Regions from separate parts of the Homo sapiens genome. Here regions 2 and 3 are each linked to region 1. The links are chromatin contacts, found by Hi-C or POLR2A ChIA-PET in ENCODE. All regions are on one chromosome and are shown on one strand. Each heading gives the region's core, a stretch centred on a gene start or an enhancer-like site at or near the end of the contact. The rest is flanking DNA. Distances are from core to core; before and after follow the strand shown. Region 1 overlaps ADAMTS17 (ADAM metallopeptidase with thrombospondin type 1 motif 17). Region 2 overlaps ADAMTS17 (ADAM metallopeptidase with thrombospondin type 1 motif 17). Region 3 overlaps ADAMTS17 (ADAM metallopeptidase with thrombospondin type 1 motif 17).

Region 1 (4,504 bases), core at 1,593-4,092:
TCATTTACCTCCCACCAGGTCCCTCCCATGACACGTGATAATTATTGGAGCTAGATGAGATTTGGGTGGGGACACAGCCAAACTGTATCAGTAAGTCACTCAAGGACAGTGGTGGACAAGATTGGCTCTGCAGTTAAACCTGCATTCGAATCTTGCTTGTCCACCACTGTCGTTGAGTGACTTACTGATACGGTTTGGCTGTGTCCCCACCCAAATCTCATCTAGCTCCAATAATTCCCACGTGTCATGGGAGGGACCTGGTGGGAGGTAATTGAATTATGGGGGCAGGTCTTTCCTGTGCTGTTCTGGTGATAGGGAATAAGTCTCATGAGATCTGATAGTTTCATAAAGAGGAGTTCCCCTGCAGAAGCTCTCTCTGGCCTGCCACCATGTAAGATGTGACTTTTCTCCCCTTTGCCTTCCGCCATGACTGTGAGGCCTCCTCAGCCATGTGGAACTGTGAGTCCATTAAACCTCTTTTCCTTTATACCCAGACTCTGGTATGTCTTTATTAGCAGTGTGAGAATAGACTGATACACTTACCTAATATCCCCTGCTCTGTTTTCTCATCTGGAAAATGGGGATAATAGTATCTAGGGTTGTTGTGAGGGTTAAAGCGGATGACTAATCACACTCATTAGGATGACCACTTTCATTTTGTTTTGTTTCATTTCATTTCTTTTTCTTTTCTTTCTTTTTTTTTTTTTTAAGATGGAGTCTTGCTCTGTCACCCAGGCTGGAGTGCAGTGGCAGGATCTCCGCTCACTACAACCTCTGCCTCCCGGGTTCCAGCAGTTCTCCTGCCTCAGCCTCCCACGTAGCTGGGATTACAGGCATGCGCCATTACGCCTGGCTAATTTTTGTATTTTTAGTAGAGATAGTGTTTGACCGTGTTGGCCACACTGGTCTGGAACTCCTGACCTCAGGTGATCCACCCTCCTTGGCCTCCCAAAGTATTAGGATTACTGGCGTGAGCCATGGCACCCAGCCAGAATGACCACTTTCAAAACCAGAAATAACAAATGTTGGCGAGGATGTAGAGAGATGGGAACCCTTGTGCACTGCTGGTGAGAATGCAAAATGGTGCATCTGCTATGGAAAACAGTATGGTAGTTTCTCAAAAAATTAAAAAATATGATTCAGGAACTCTACTTCTTGATACACTCCCAAAAGAATTGAAAGCAGGGACTCAGATATTTGTACATCCATCTTCATAGCAGCACTATTTACAATAGCCAGGATATGGAAACATCCCAGGTGTTGATAGAGGGGTGAGTGGATAAACAAAAATGTGGTCTATCCACACAGTGGAGTATTACTCAGCCTTCAAAAGGAAGGAGATAGTGACACATGCTATAATATGGATGAACCTTGAGGACATTATGCCGAATGAAATAAGCCAGTCACAAAAGGATGAATAGTGAATGAAGCCACTCACTTGAGGCACCTAAAGTGGTCAGATTCATGGAGACAGAAAGCAGGATGGCAGTTGCCAGGAGCTGAGGAACGCGGTCATGGGGAATTTGTGTTTAATGGGCAGAGTTTTTTAGTTGAGGAAGATGAAAAGTTCTGTAGGTGGACGGTGGTGATGGTTGTACAACAGTGTGAAGGTACTTAATGCCACGGAACCGTACACTTAAAATAGGTAAAATGGTACATTTTATGTTATGTATACTTTACATAATTTTTTTAAAGAAGTAAGATGACAGAGGGAGCAGTGTTGTGAATTTTATTTTCTAGCACTTCTTTGAGATTTTGTCCAAGAAAAATGATCAGGATGGGAGAAGGACAATGCCCAGCAAAGGAGCTCCTCCTGCCTTCTCCCCTGGGAGGTGAGGGAGGAGTGATGAGACACAAATAGTGCAGGGTTTGAGGGTGGTGTGTGCAGGACGGGGAGGAGAGGTACCGCCTAGGATGGGAGAGGCTGCAGTGTGTGGGAGAGGATGGAGAGAGGAGGGGGCATGTTAAGAAGTGTCACCAGGGAGTGAATTAGAGCCCTTTGAAATGTTCTTAAGGACATGCCAGTAGAGATTAGGGTGCCTTTGCAAGTTTCTTTTTTGGTTGCTAGGCTATGCATCTTTGGCTTAAACTCCAGGGCCAGATTGGACCATGTGGGCACTGAGACTTACTCAAGTTACCACTGATGTTTTTGGACAACGGACAGTCCTCATTTGCATCTGGCATTAAAATCACCGCTTTAGAGTTGAGCCAAGAGTTCGTTTTCCCAGTGACTGCTCGGCCGCTGGACTCACGGTGTAAAGAGCAAGGTCAGTCATGCCGAAGCCATTGCAGCACTTGGAATTAACCACAAGGGCAGGATGCGAGTGACCCTCCGGAGTCAGAACTGCAATTTGAGGGAGAATGTTTGTTTGTAGCTTGCGTGTTTCAGGCAGTCCCCCAGGCTCCTGTGCTCTTTGTGAGTTCGTTAATTTGAAGAACCTTAAACCCTCCCTTGTGAAATCTCAGGTTGGCTCTGAGTTTTTAACCTCAATTTCTACAGATATGCAGCGTAAGTGCTTCAGGAACGGGAAGGAAGGTTATGTCAGGGCGATCTTTTGGGCTGCTCTACCAGAGACCGAATCTGGGCCTGGCTACTATTTAGGACTTCAGTTTAAGCAACCTTCGGAGTTACTAGCATAGACGACTTGGATTAGAAATTCCTGACAAGTGCTGTTGTGCTGAGAGGGAGCTTGATTGACATATAGAAAAGGGCTGAGTCATGGTTAGACAAGAACTGAATCATGGTTAGGAAAGGCTGAGTCATGGTTAGGTGAGCTGAGTCAAGGTTAGGAAAGGGCTGAGGGCCAAGTGACTGCCCTCTGCCTGGTGGAATGGGGTGGAAGTGATACGAGCTATTTCTAGGCCTGGCCCAGCATCCATGAATGGCACCTAGGGGCTCTTTCTCCGTTGGCCGACTGGCTGAGGTTGTCCACAGAACTGGCAGCCATGGCCCCTGAAACATTGGATGTTACATGAGTGAGAAGTAAAGTGTGTTGAGACACTGAGATTTGAGGCTTTGTTTGCTAAAGAAATTACCGCAACAATCAGAAGTGCTAGTGTGTGTTTCTACAAGATCCTGCCCTTGAAATACTTCGAGGTCTCAAAGCGTTGAAGACTTCCATCCCTGTGGGGACTAAGAGGACAGTGGCCCTATCTCTACGTTCAGGCTTACAGAACAACTTTGGCAGGTGACCTGCCAGGGTGTGGTGGAATGAGGGGTAGAGCCAGAATCTTGAGTGATTTTTACTGAAGAATTAAAAAGTAGTCTTGGAGTTGTAGGGGAAGAAAATTTAACTTTTTACTCCACCCATATTAGATTCATTGGCCAGGACCCTGAAAATAAGACTGACAGCAACACCAAAAAAAGCCAGATAGGCCAGGTGTAGGGGCTCACTTCTGTAATCCCAGCACTTTGGGAGACCAATGTGGATGGATCACAAGGTCAGGAGTTCGAGACCAGCCTGACCAACATGGTGAAACACCATCTCTACTAAAAATACAAAAAATAGGTGGGCTTGGTGGCGGGCACCTGTAATCCCAGCTACTCAGGAGGTTGAGGCAGGAGAATCGCTTGAACCCGGGAGGCGGAGGTTGCAGTGAGCTGAGATCCTGTCACTGCACTCCAGCTTGGGCAACAGAGCGAGACTCTGTCTCAAAAAAGAAAAGCCAGATTAACAAGAGAAAAACAAACAGAAGTTGAGTATAAGCTGGGAGCTCTCAGCAATGAGGAACACAGAGGGGTGATTAGAACTTGGCCTTATACCGCGTCTTGACAAAGAATAATACATTCTTAGAAGTGACAAGATGAAAGAAAAGGACTGAGTTCTGGGTGGCAGATTGTGGGAAGGTCAGCTGTGGGGGAACTGCTGGAAGATGAAGGCTCATTACTTGAGTTTGTCATGTAGATTCCTCGGGTGCCCTCTGGACTGATGAGGGTCTGGGGTTCTCTCCAGTGATTAACTTCTGTTCTTCCTGGTAGAGGAGTGAGGGGGGAGCACCTTTACAAATTCATGTCTTGCTCTTTGGCAGAGAGTGGGAGGACAAAGCTTTCTTGTACCTGCTTCTTCTCCATTGCTTTCAGCTCAAAATAATCCTTCGGCCACAGTGGCATATGTTGCTACCCTCCAGCCTTTGCTATGGTCTTGGAACACATTCCTGACGTTGCTGAAGGCATCTGGGGCTGAGGAGGAAGAAGCAGCAGAGAGATTGCTGCTCCTTGAGAACAGGAGTCACTTAGGCCTGGGGATTGGAAAGGTGCCTGCAGCTCTGGTCTCTGGTGGCAGTCTGGGTGCTGACCAGCAGCTTCCCAGTCTCCATTAAGGGCCCAGAGCTAGCCTTAGGCTTGAGGTGGGGCCCAGGGCCCCTCCTGAGCAGCAGCTGGTTACAGGAATGAGTACAGTGATGATTGGATCCCCCCATGCTGATCCCGGTACACGTGGAGCAGGCTCACTGATCTGCCGCACAGCCTGGATTGTTGGGGTTGGGCACATTCTGGCTTTGCTGT
Region 2 (4,262 bases), core at 1,029-3,528, 67 kb before region 1:
CCAGTAAAGCCGGGAGTGTTCCCACCCAGTGGAGCAGAAAACGTCAGGCGTCACTGGTGGTCGGCTTTGGTGGTGGTGTGGATGCAACCTGGGACCAGCTGTGAAGGGACAGAGGTCTCGCTCACATCTGCTGCAGGGGACCTTCTGCTCTGGTGTCCACACTGCACCCTGTGCTTAGGCGTGCTCCAGAATTGGGGAGCAGAAAGGGACCTTTCTTCTCTGTAAGCGAAGAGACACAGCTTATAGGTTGGGGTCCCGTGGATTTCTTAGGAAGCCAGTGCTTGGCCTGCTGGGCCCCTGCGAAGGGAATGAGCCATTCTTTGTGTCAATATTTAAAGAAATACAACACACTCCTAGAAGATAAACTGTTTCCACTGCTGCCAGGGATGTGGCTGCTTCTCTCACTGTGCTTTTGGGGGATGCTTTATTACCCCTCCTCTCCCTGTGTGGGGCTGATGGTCGACAGCGGGCACAGCTTAGGTTCGGAGTCTCCTGCCTGCTTTGTCCCTGGGGGTATCATCTGAATGGTGTTTGGCCTGTTGGTTTCCTTTCTGGGAGGCAGTTAATCATCTTGTTGGTGCAGAGTGTTCAGCGGCACATCCGTGAATTTCTGTCACGGGCCTGCTTGGCTCGCCTCTGAGTTTGAAAAGCTGCCTGCCTTAGTATAAATATGCATTTCCCAGCCTCGAGGACGGCTCGGCTGTTGCAGTGACAAGAGCATCTGTGCATCCCTCGGGGCACATTGTCCCTTGCCGGCAGGTGATCTGCCTCAAATCTTCCTGTTTCCTATCCCTGACGCCTTTCCCTGAAGCTGCCCCTGCAAGGGTCCTGGGGTCTCTGCTGTGTTTGCTTCATCACGTGTGTACAGGCGTTGGCTACTGTGGTCGGGGGCAGCAGGGAGAGAGAGTGCCCAGAACAGGCTTGGCCACACAGACCCCCAGGCAGTTGGGGTGGGCCCAGAGTTCTGGAGGAGAGGAGGAAAGAGGTCATGATGGCGATTTGGGGATGCTCCCTGGGGAAGCAAGATATGAGCCAGGCATTGAAACTGCTGGGCTTCACGTGGATTCCAGAGAAAGGGCATGGCTTGTGTCATCTGTGCCTTTGTACGTTGTCCACATGCCTGGCACGTTGTAGGCTTCAGAAATCTCAAGAAGCCCATGGGAATGGGTTTGGGATTAGAGAGGACTCTGCGGCAGCCAGGGTGGTGAGACAGGCACCAGACTGAGGCAGGCCAGAGCTTGAGTCCTGTCTCGAAATCCATCCTCACTGAGGGGGCTTGGGCAGGGGGCACCCCCGAGGTTGCAGTGGGTTCCATCCCAGCGCCGACCACCATCACAGCTGTGGGGAATAGCCATTCCATTTTTTGTGCGTTTTTGAGACAGGGTGTCGCCCTGTCACCCAGTCTGGAGTGCAGTGGCACAATCACAGCTCACTGCAGCCTCGACCTTCCTCGAGCGATCCTCCCACACTCGCCCCCACATGCCTCCGAGTACCTGGGTTCAGAGGTGTGTGCCACCACGCCCAGCTGATTATTTTTTTGTGGAGATGAGGTCTCACTGTGCTGCCCAGGATTTTCGTGAACTCCTGGGCTCAATCCTGCCACCTCTGCCTCCCAAAGTGCTGGGATCACAGGCTTGAGCCATTGCCCCTGGCCACATGGCCATTCTGTGGGCATGCAGCGTCCAGCCTCTGTAAGAATGAGGACCATGTTGTTGAGAACGTAGCTTTCTTTGGGACATCTAAGTTGTGAAAATCAGAGTTTTCCCTGAGCAAGCTGCCCATTTTGCTGTATTTGGGGACCCAGAAGTTTGGGAAGAAACAGGAACAGGGATTGATGGTTGTGAATCTGGTGTGGCTTTCTCACCTCATCTGACCAGGGCACGAAACCCCAAGATATGCCCAGTTGTGCATGAGTTGTGTCCCTCTGTGTCCCCTGGGGTGGCCTTTCCTGCTGCTTAGTCAGACTCCCCTGGTGATGTACACTGGGTTGTCTCGTGGAGAAAGTAGCCGGCAGAAGAAGCCAGGGCAAACTTGGATGGCTAAGCCCGGGATTCTGTTTTCCTTTCCCATTACTTTTTTTTCTTTTTTCATGAATCCAACACTGACAGTACAGATTTCTTGAAGACATTCCAGTTTCAACCATATTAAAGAGTAGTTACTTGGAGTTATGATACATCAGTAACTACCTAAAAAGGGAAAGCATTTAGCAATAGCAAAAAAAGGAAGCTGTTCAAGTTGTAGCAAGAATCTTGTTATAATTGCTTCCAGCGTGAATGACGTGGGCACTTTGCTCAGGAAGCCTGAGGATTCTACCAGCGAGTGAACGATGGTGTTCCCTGCTTGCTTTATCTTTGGGGATTCTGAGATTTACAACTGTCGTCTTTTGCTTTTTTCCTTCCAGTTGTCTGTGGCAAGCAGCCGCTAGCAGCCTGTGTTCCAGACAACTGAACATAATTTCTGGCTGCCAGATAAAATAAAATGTTTTATAATAACTTTTTGACAAGGCTGGACGATCAAGCCTTTTGTGGGGTGTGTGTGAGTTGTCTGTGTATGTGGGAGAAAAAGCGGAGACCGTTTTGCTCCAGGGGTATGATGTTTTGGTAATAGATGTCATTGAAAAGTTGTTTTAAAAAGTGAGACTTCTGTAAAGTGGGTCAAATTTTAAATGAAGTAGATGAGCTTACCGTTTTAAAGGAAGCTGGAGTAAATTCTGTAAAGTGGAGACGTTTTTGGCAGGATATGCACCAGCTGCTTAGAACGTACTCGTAGGTTGAATTTTGTATTTTTCATAGAAAAAACATAATTGCTTGTCTAGGGCAGATTTGTGATGATTGGACTCTTTCTGCAGGGCACCATTATAGATGAGCAAGACTGTCGTCCAGGTGTGGCAGTGTTGGGGCTGTGTGGTGGGTGGCAGGTCCCAGCAGGGGGTCTGTGGGAACCCACACTGTTGTGCTCTTTCAGAAGCTTGTGGAGGACGCCAGCCACACCTGGCACTGCACGCGGCACGTGACATCGGCTATCTCATTTTCTCCTCCTCAAATGCTCAGCTGTTTTCATCACAGTAAAACGGCATGGTTCCCATTACAGCTGGATAAACATGAAGGGGCATTTAGGGACCAGAGGCAGGAGGTCTGCATTGCTTAGCCCTCTCTCCATCTCAAGCTAAGCCAGAAAAATAAATAAAAGGGAATTTATTGACTCGTGTGAAAAGCCCATCAGGTAATATGAGCTTTAGTCATGGCTGGACCCAGGGTTTACAGCAGTGTGGCTGGGGCTTCCTTGCTTGCTCTTGCCATCTCTTTCTTTTGTTTCACTCTGGGTTTACTTAAGTCTCAGGCAGGTCTTTCCTGATGGCAGCACAGGGGGCCCCTGGCAGCTGCAGCTTTTGTGGTCCTTGGTGCCTGTGAACCCCGTCACACCAAACTTTGTGAAAGGATTTGAGTGGCCCTGCTTGGGTCACGTGCCCAGCCCTGGACTCATCCCTCTGTCCAAGAAGCAGAGTCTTTTTTCCTGTCCTATAACGTGGTCATCACACAGCATTGGGGTAGGGCTGGTGATAGACAGCTTCATTGGTTTGGTGTGGTCCTCAGAAGCAAAGAGGTGTTCTGTTGCAGGATGGGGCAAAACTCTAGAAGCCCTCTTAGGTGGCCTAGATAATTTTGTCAATCTTTGCCTTTTTCTCCTGAACCCAGACTTTTGGGATGGCGTTTGCTCACAGGCATTCATGAAGTGCTCCTCAGTCCCTGCCATGGTCCTCTCTCAGCCTCGTTCTCCTTTCTGTCAGGGTCAGCAGAGGAAGGAAGTCATGTTCAAGCTGTGGGCTATGCTTAGGTGAAAGGCCCTTCTAAGAGCAATTCTTTGGGCCTGTGTTCTTGCAGGATGCCCAGTTGCCCAAGTCTGGGTTGGCTCAGGTATTTCAAGGGGGTGCTGCATCCCCGCTTTGGGCTTTGGAAGCACAGCAGGGCATAAGGGTTTCTACCGAGTTCGAGCATGGGAGAAACGAACAAGTTATGGCGCTGACTGCTGTCTCAGTCCCTGTTGCTGCACGATGAGCTACCCCAAAGCTGAGTCGTTTGAAATTGCCATTTTAATAAGTTCATAGATTCTGTGGGTCAGGGATTTGACAAGGCACGGTGGACATAGCTTTTCTCAGTTCCACAGTGTCTGGGCCTCACCTGGGAGGACTTGAAATCTGGAGGCTGGAGTGATCTGGAGGTGCCTCATTCATGTGTCTGGCCTGGAGGTGGATGACTTGAAGA
Region 3 (4,465 bases), core at 564-3,063, 130 kb after region 1:
TGATGACATATGAACCCGTTTATCGGTATGTCATGTACAAGACACAAGTTAGCTCTACATACATCGTCTCATTTAATACGCAAAACAAGCTGTGCAGAAGATGAGAGGGAATAAGGTTACAGGACACCTCTAAGCACCTGCAGCTGACAAGAGGCCAGGGCGGGAGCTGACCTCACTTCCAGAGCAGTTGACTCACAGAAAATAAGCAGCTATTGCCTGGCTGCCAACACTTGAAGAAGACAGACCGCATGACTTCATGGGTGTGGAGTGAGGGAGCTTGAAGAAGAACTCAGGAAACTGGGCCTGATTTTTAGACAGCCTCAAAAGTGTTTTGCAGAAGAATGAAGTTCTGATGCCAGGTCTTATGTTTCTTCCCTGTGATGGGAAGAGCCTTTGAAATCTGCATTTGGCCTTCTGCTGTCGCAAGTTCAGGTGTGCGTAGCTGTGTGAAGGTGGGCCCGGGCATCTCTGGAATAGCAGCCTCAGATCTGCAGCTTTTAGTCTAACAGCCTGACCCATCCTCTTTGAGCTGACTCGTAGAGCAACATGTGATGCTCTAAATTGTAGCAGATAACACCAGCCCACTCAGATGAGGACTCATTTGAAAGTATTGGGGAGCCCCATCATTGTCCTTTTTTAAAAAGAACACCACCTTTGGGGACCGTGTAATGTAGCTGCGCCATCAGCTCGCCAGCAGAATTCAAGAGAAACACGGCCTTTGCACCCTGAATTTTCCCTGCAGTTGAGGGAGAGGGGAGACCTGCCCTCCTAGAAGGAACGTGTGCGGCTGGAGCCGTGCAGTTGCACACCGGCCTTTGCCTCCCTCCGCCTGGCTGTGAGTCGGATGCAGGAGGTGGCAGGAGGCTTCCCGCTGTGTCAGGCACACGCAGACCCCTAATTGGAAGCGAGAGAGCTGCCATTTGGTTCTCATGAGAAGCAGCCTTGAATCCGAACCTTCAGCTTTCCCCGGCATGCCAGATAAAGATACTTTTAGACCTCTTTACTGCCCACTCCCACTTTGCAGGAGCAAGAAGAGGTCAGGTCTGGGACAGACTCACGCTCTTCAAATTTCAACTCAACTTTGTGCCCCAAGTTGTTCTTTCCTTGGTTGCCTGCTTCAGTTTTCAATGCTCCCGTCTTATTTATTCAGCACAGAAATCCCACTGAAATGTCTGTGTTTCCACAGATTTCTCCAAGTCCAGATTAAACTTCTGTTTTCCTTCTGACCGCTTTTGGATGGCTGGACTGTTTCGTTGCCTTATCACCACAGTGGTTGGGACTTGAGTCTGCCCAGATCCTCCACCCAGGAAGCCTTGCGGTGTGGCTCTCTGGGGGGCCACTTGGATTGGGAATGTGACCTTTCACCCACTTCCTTTCTGTTTCTCTCTGCCTAAGTCCTAAGTTATTGTCACTAGAGTGCCACCGCCTTTGATCTGAAAAGAGCAGCCCTGTTTGATGAGGACAGCTACCAGGCAGTAAGTATCTCGCGTTTGAAGGAGAGACCCCACGCTCGGGGCTTTGCACAGGTAGCTCGACACGTCCTGCTCTGGGGTAGAATCGCCCTGACTTCTTGCATCTGCAGTTTCATTTCTCTCAAATACCAACAGAAGCCAGCATTTTTAAAAGGAGCACTTCATCAAGGGTAAAAACAAAATAATAGATGGCCAATTTAGAAGGCAGGAGGGGAATACGGATTATAAGTGTTCCTCTGAAAACTCCATTTATAAGAGGCACAGTTCTAGCTGAGCCGTGATAGGAACGTTTCCTGTGGTTGGGCTCCGGGCTCTTCTGAAGCCCATTATGACTGCCCTATTCATAGCAGTGCTATCGCTGCGGAATTCTTTGGCGAGTGACGCACAGTTCAAAAGAAGGGAAGCTGTATTTTTGTTCTTTTTTTTCCTCTTCCTTTTTTTAAAAAAAAAAAAAAAAAGAAGAAAGAATTCTTGCAGAGGTAGATTTTCCAAGGGAGGATTCAGGACCACAAATCCATCCCACCTCCAAAAGAAGACAAAGATCCTCCTTAGAAAATATTTCTAAATGGAAAAGCCTTTAGACAGAAACCCATTGAGATGGCCCACTGCCAAACCCACCCCATTTCTGCTTTTCTCATGGAATCTCATTGAAGTGGAAACCTTCAAGAGTTCAGTCCTCCTTGCCCAGGCCAGCAGGCCATGGGCCCACTGAAGTGTCGGAGAGCTTGGCAAAGGCTGCGTCTGGACGTGGCTGTGCGTTCCCAGCGCCTCCTGCCTGGCACGGCAGAACCCCCCAGGTCTGAGCCTCCGTGGGGATGAGGGGCGTGATGGTTAGGACTCTCTGACGACAGCTCCGCCAAGCCAGCTGGGGCCGCTTAATGAAAAGGAGGGAAGCTGTTGCAAAGCTGAAGATGTCAGGACCTTAGCTCTGTGGTCTCCGAAGCTTGCATTTGGTAGTCACAACCCCGTGCACCCACTGCAGACTGGCTTTCTCAGAACTTGTCCGTGTGGAAGCTGGTAGGGTAGCCCACGGCACCTCTTATGTAAATCCACATCCTTTACCCAGATCCTTTTGGGCCACATACAGTTCAAGCTTCAGAGCATTTTATGTGTTCAAAAGGTAATGACAGTGCATCAACCAAATATTTGTATTGCTAGTGGGCTCCAGGAGAGCACCCCATAGTCAGTCACGTGGGTCTGTCCACCAGGTGACCTCATTAAGGGGGATACTGACACTACCTAGAGCTCACATCAGTCCAGGCTGGTTTTGCTGCCAAATGTGTTTGCCACAAATGGAAGAGAACACTTAGAGTTTTCAGAGCTTTTTGAATTTCTGAATTACATATAAGGGAGTGTAGCCTTCTTTGGGATCCGTCAACCACGAGCAGACATGACCTCTCTGCATCTGAATTTCAGTACCGAGTTCCCAGGAAAGAGACGAGGAATGGGCCAGCTATGGGCAGGTGCTCACTGCTGGTAAAATCCGCAGAGGCCTGTCCGCCGGGGACTGATGAGGGGGCCGGGTTGGGCAGCTTTGGGAACAGGAGTCTGAGTAGCCTCGTCAGCATGTGTCCCCCACAGAGGACCAGGGAGAACTTGGATGAGTGCTGTGATGAACTCAAAGCAATGTCCCCACCATACTAAGACCTTCTAACTGCTGGCCTAGAGAGAGAGCAGAGAGACTGCTGAGAGCCACGAGTGTCTTCTTCACTGCAGAGGAATGTTCCAAACCTCCAGCGGGCACATGTGACCACGTGGTTCCCAAGCTTCTGAGCCCATCTTCCCTGCCCTGCCTGTGACCACCTCCAGCCAAGCAGAAGTCCTGATGCCAGGCAGGCCAGCAAGAAGCCAGACCGGCCCCAGGCTTTGCAGCTTCAGTCAGAATTCCATCTCAGCACACACCAGCCATGCAGGTGGCACGTTCCAAGCTTCCTTCCTTCAAGTGTGTGGTTGTATAACTTTTAAGAAAATGTGATCTTCTGTGCTGTTGGGGATGTAAGAGTGTTGATGCTGGGTGCAAAGCTGAATCCCACCACCTCATGTTATTTACTGGGGTCTTGTTCCTGGAGATTAATCTCCCACCTAAGGCAACCTGGAGGGAAATAGAGAATTTTGAGGGATTCTGAGCCTCCTCCTCACATTTTAAAAACCTTATCCTTTGGGAGATCATGCCATATAGTTTGCTAGAGATGTGGGTGCCCTGAATTCCAAGCAGAGGCCTCAAAGGGGAGACGGACAAATGGAGAGTTCTGGCTGAGCAGGGAAGGGAAGCCCCACCTCTAGACTCTGTTCTGGAGCCTGAGTGTCCCCAGCTGTCCAAGCTGTGGAGGGCAGTGTCTGCAGGTGAGAGCTGCATGCAGGTGGAGCTGAGCGTTCCTTCGTGCAAGGCTCGTGGCCAGCATCCCTCCAGCTGAGGTTGGCCTTCCTGCTTTGCAGAGTCCGCATTTCTCTGCTCACCCTAAAGAGTCCAGATAAACAGCCTTCATCCCTTTGAAGTCTGGCCTTTCTAACTTGCCTCAAAACAGCCTCTGCTTTTCTACCCAAGTCCCACTTCCACTTCTACTCGAATCAGAGGATACACTCGGAAGCCAGAAACATGCATGAAACTGGTGGTTTGTTTTTAGCAATGCCACTTTGCTCTTGGTAATTTTGGCCCTAGGAGTTCTCAGTTTAGAGAGGAAATTGCGATGATGGAAAAAGAAGCAGGCTGGAGCCAAGAGGCGGGGCGTGACCCTGCCAACTGAAGACAGTCGAGCACTTCCTGTGAGCCCTGTATGCATGTCTGTATAATGGAACAGTGACAGCACCCACCTGAAACGAATAGATAACTACTTAGCATGCTGCCTGGAACACAGTAGTAGTAAATATCGTTTATGATTTCATCATCCTTACTACTGCAGCTGTTGAGCAAATCACCTCAAAGCTCAATTACTCCCAGTACTGAGTCAACATTTCAGTCTAAAGGTAATTAAAATCCAGTTTCAAACCACTTC

Evidence for each region. A loop is a pair of places that touch in the nucleus more often than their neighbours do. ChIA-PET counts read pairs that join two places held with the same protein, here RNA polymerase II (POLR2A). Pooled maps may share reads with other maps.
Region 2: a loop to region 1 is called in a map of ascending aorta, with 2.0 times the contacts of the local background. The contact joins two enhancer-like sites. A Hi-C loop is called at or near these places in 3 of 168 maps with a recorded cell type or tissue (ascending aorta, esophagus squamous epithelium and tibial artery) and 4 of 50 pooled maps.
Region 3: a map of ascending aorta shows a loop between it and region 1 (2.5-fold over the local background). The contact joins two enhancer-like sites. A Hi-C loop is called at or near these places in 2 of 168 maps with a recorded cell type or tissue (PC-9 and ascending aorta) and 4 of 50 pooled maps. POLR2A ChIA-PET finds 5 or more read pairs at or near these places in 1 of 52 experiments (activated T-cell).

What each region holds. Positions count from the first base shown.
Region 1 is chr15:100,239,994-100,244,497 of GRCh38, reverse strand. The region is part of intron 7 of ADAMTS17 (ADAM metallopeptidase with thrombospondin type 1 motif 17); the gene reads left to right. Among named protein-coding and RNA genes, the nearest start is that of ADAMTS17, 100 kb to the left of the region's middle. RefSeq lists an enhancer at 2,201-3,400. Within about 2 kb of position 2,842, at least 6 of the 41 ENCODE cell types and tissues checked have a DNase peak (open chromatin) inside an H3K27ac peak, as active enhancers do; they include ascending aorta, where a contact is called at or near this core.
Region 2 is chr15:100,306,472-100,310,733 of GRCh38, reverse strand. All of the region lies in intron 3 of ADAMTS17 (ADAM metallopeptidase with thrombospondin type 1 motif 17), which reads left to right. Among named protein-coding and RNA genes, the nearest start is that of ADAMTS17, 33 kb to the left of the region's middle. RefSeq lists an enhancer at 617-1,116. Within about 2 kb of position 2,278, at least 8 of the 41 ENCODE cell types and tissues checked have a DNase peak (open chromatin) inside an H3K27ac peak, as active enhancers do; they include ascending aorta, where a contact is called at or near this core.
Region 3 is chr15:100,111,624-100,116,088 of GRCh38, reverse strand. The region is part of intron 13 of ADAMTS17 (ADAM metallopeptidase with thrombospondin type 1 motif 17); the gene reads left to right. Among named protein-coding and RNA genes, the nearest start is that of ADAMTS17, 230 kb to the left of the region's middle. RefSeq lists an enhancer at 3,929-4,465. Within about 2 kb of position 1,813, at least 18 of the 41 ENCODE cell types and tissues checked have a DNase peak (open chromatin) inside an H3K27ac peak, as active enhancers do; they include ascending aorta, where a contact is called at or near this core.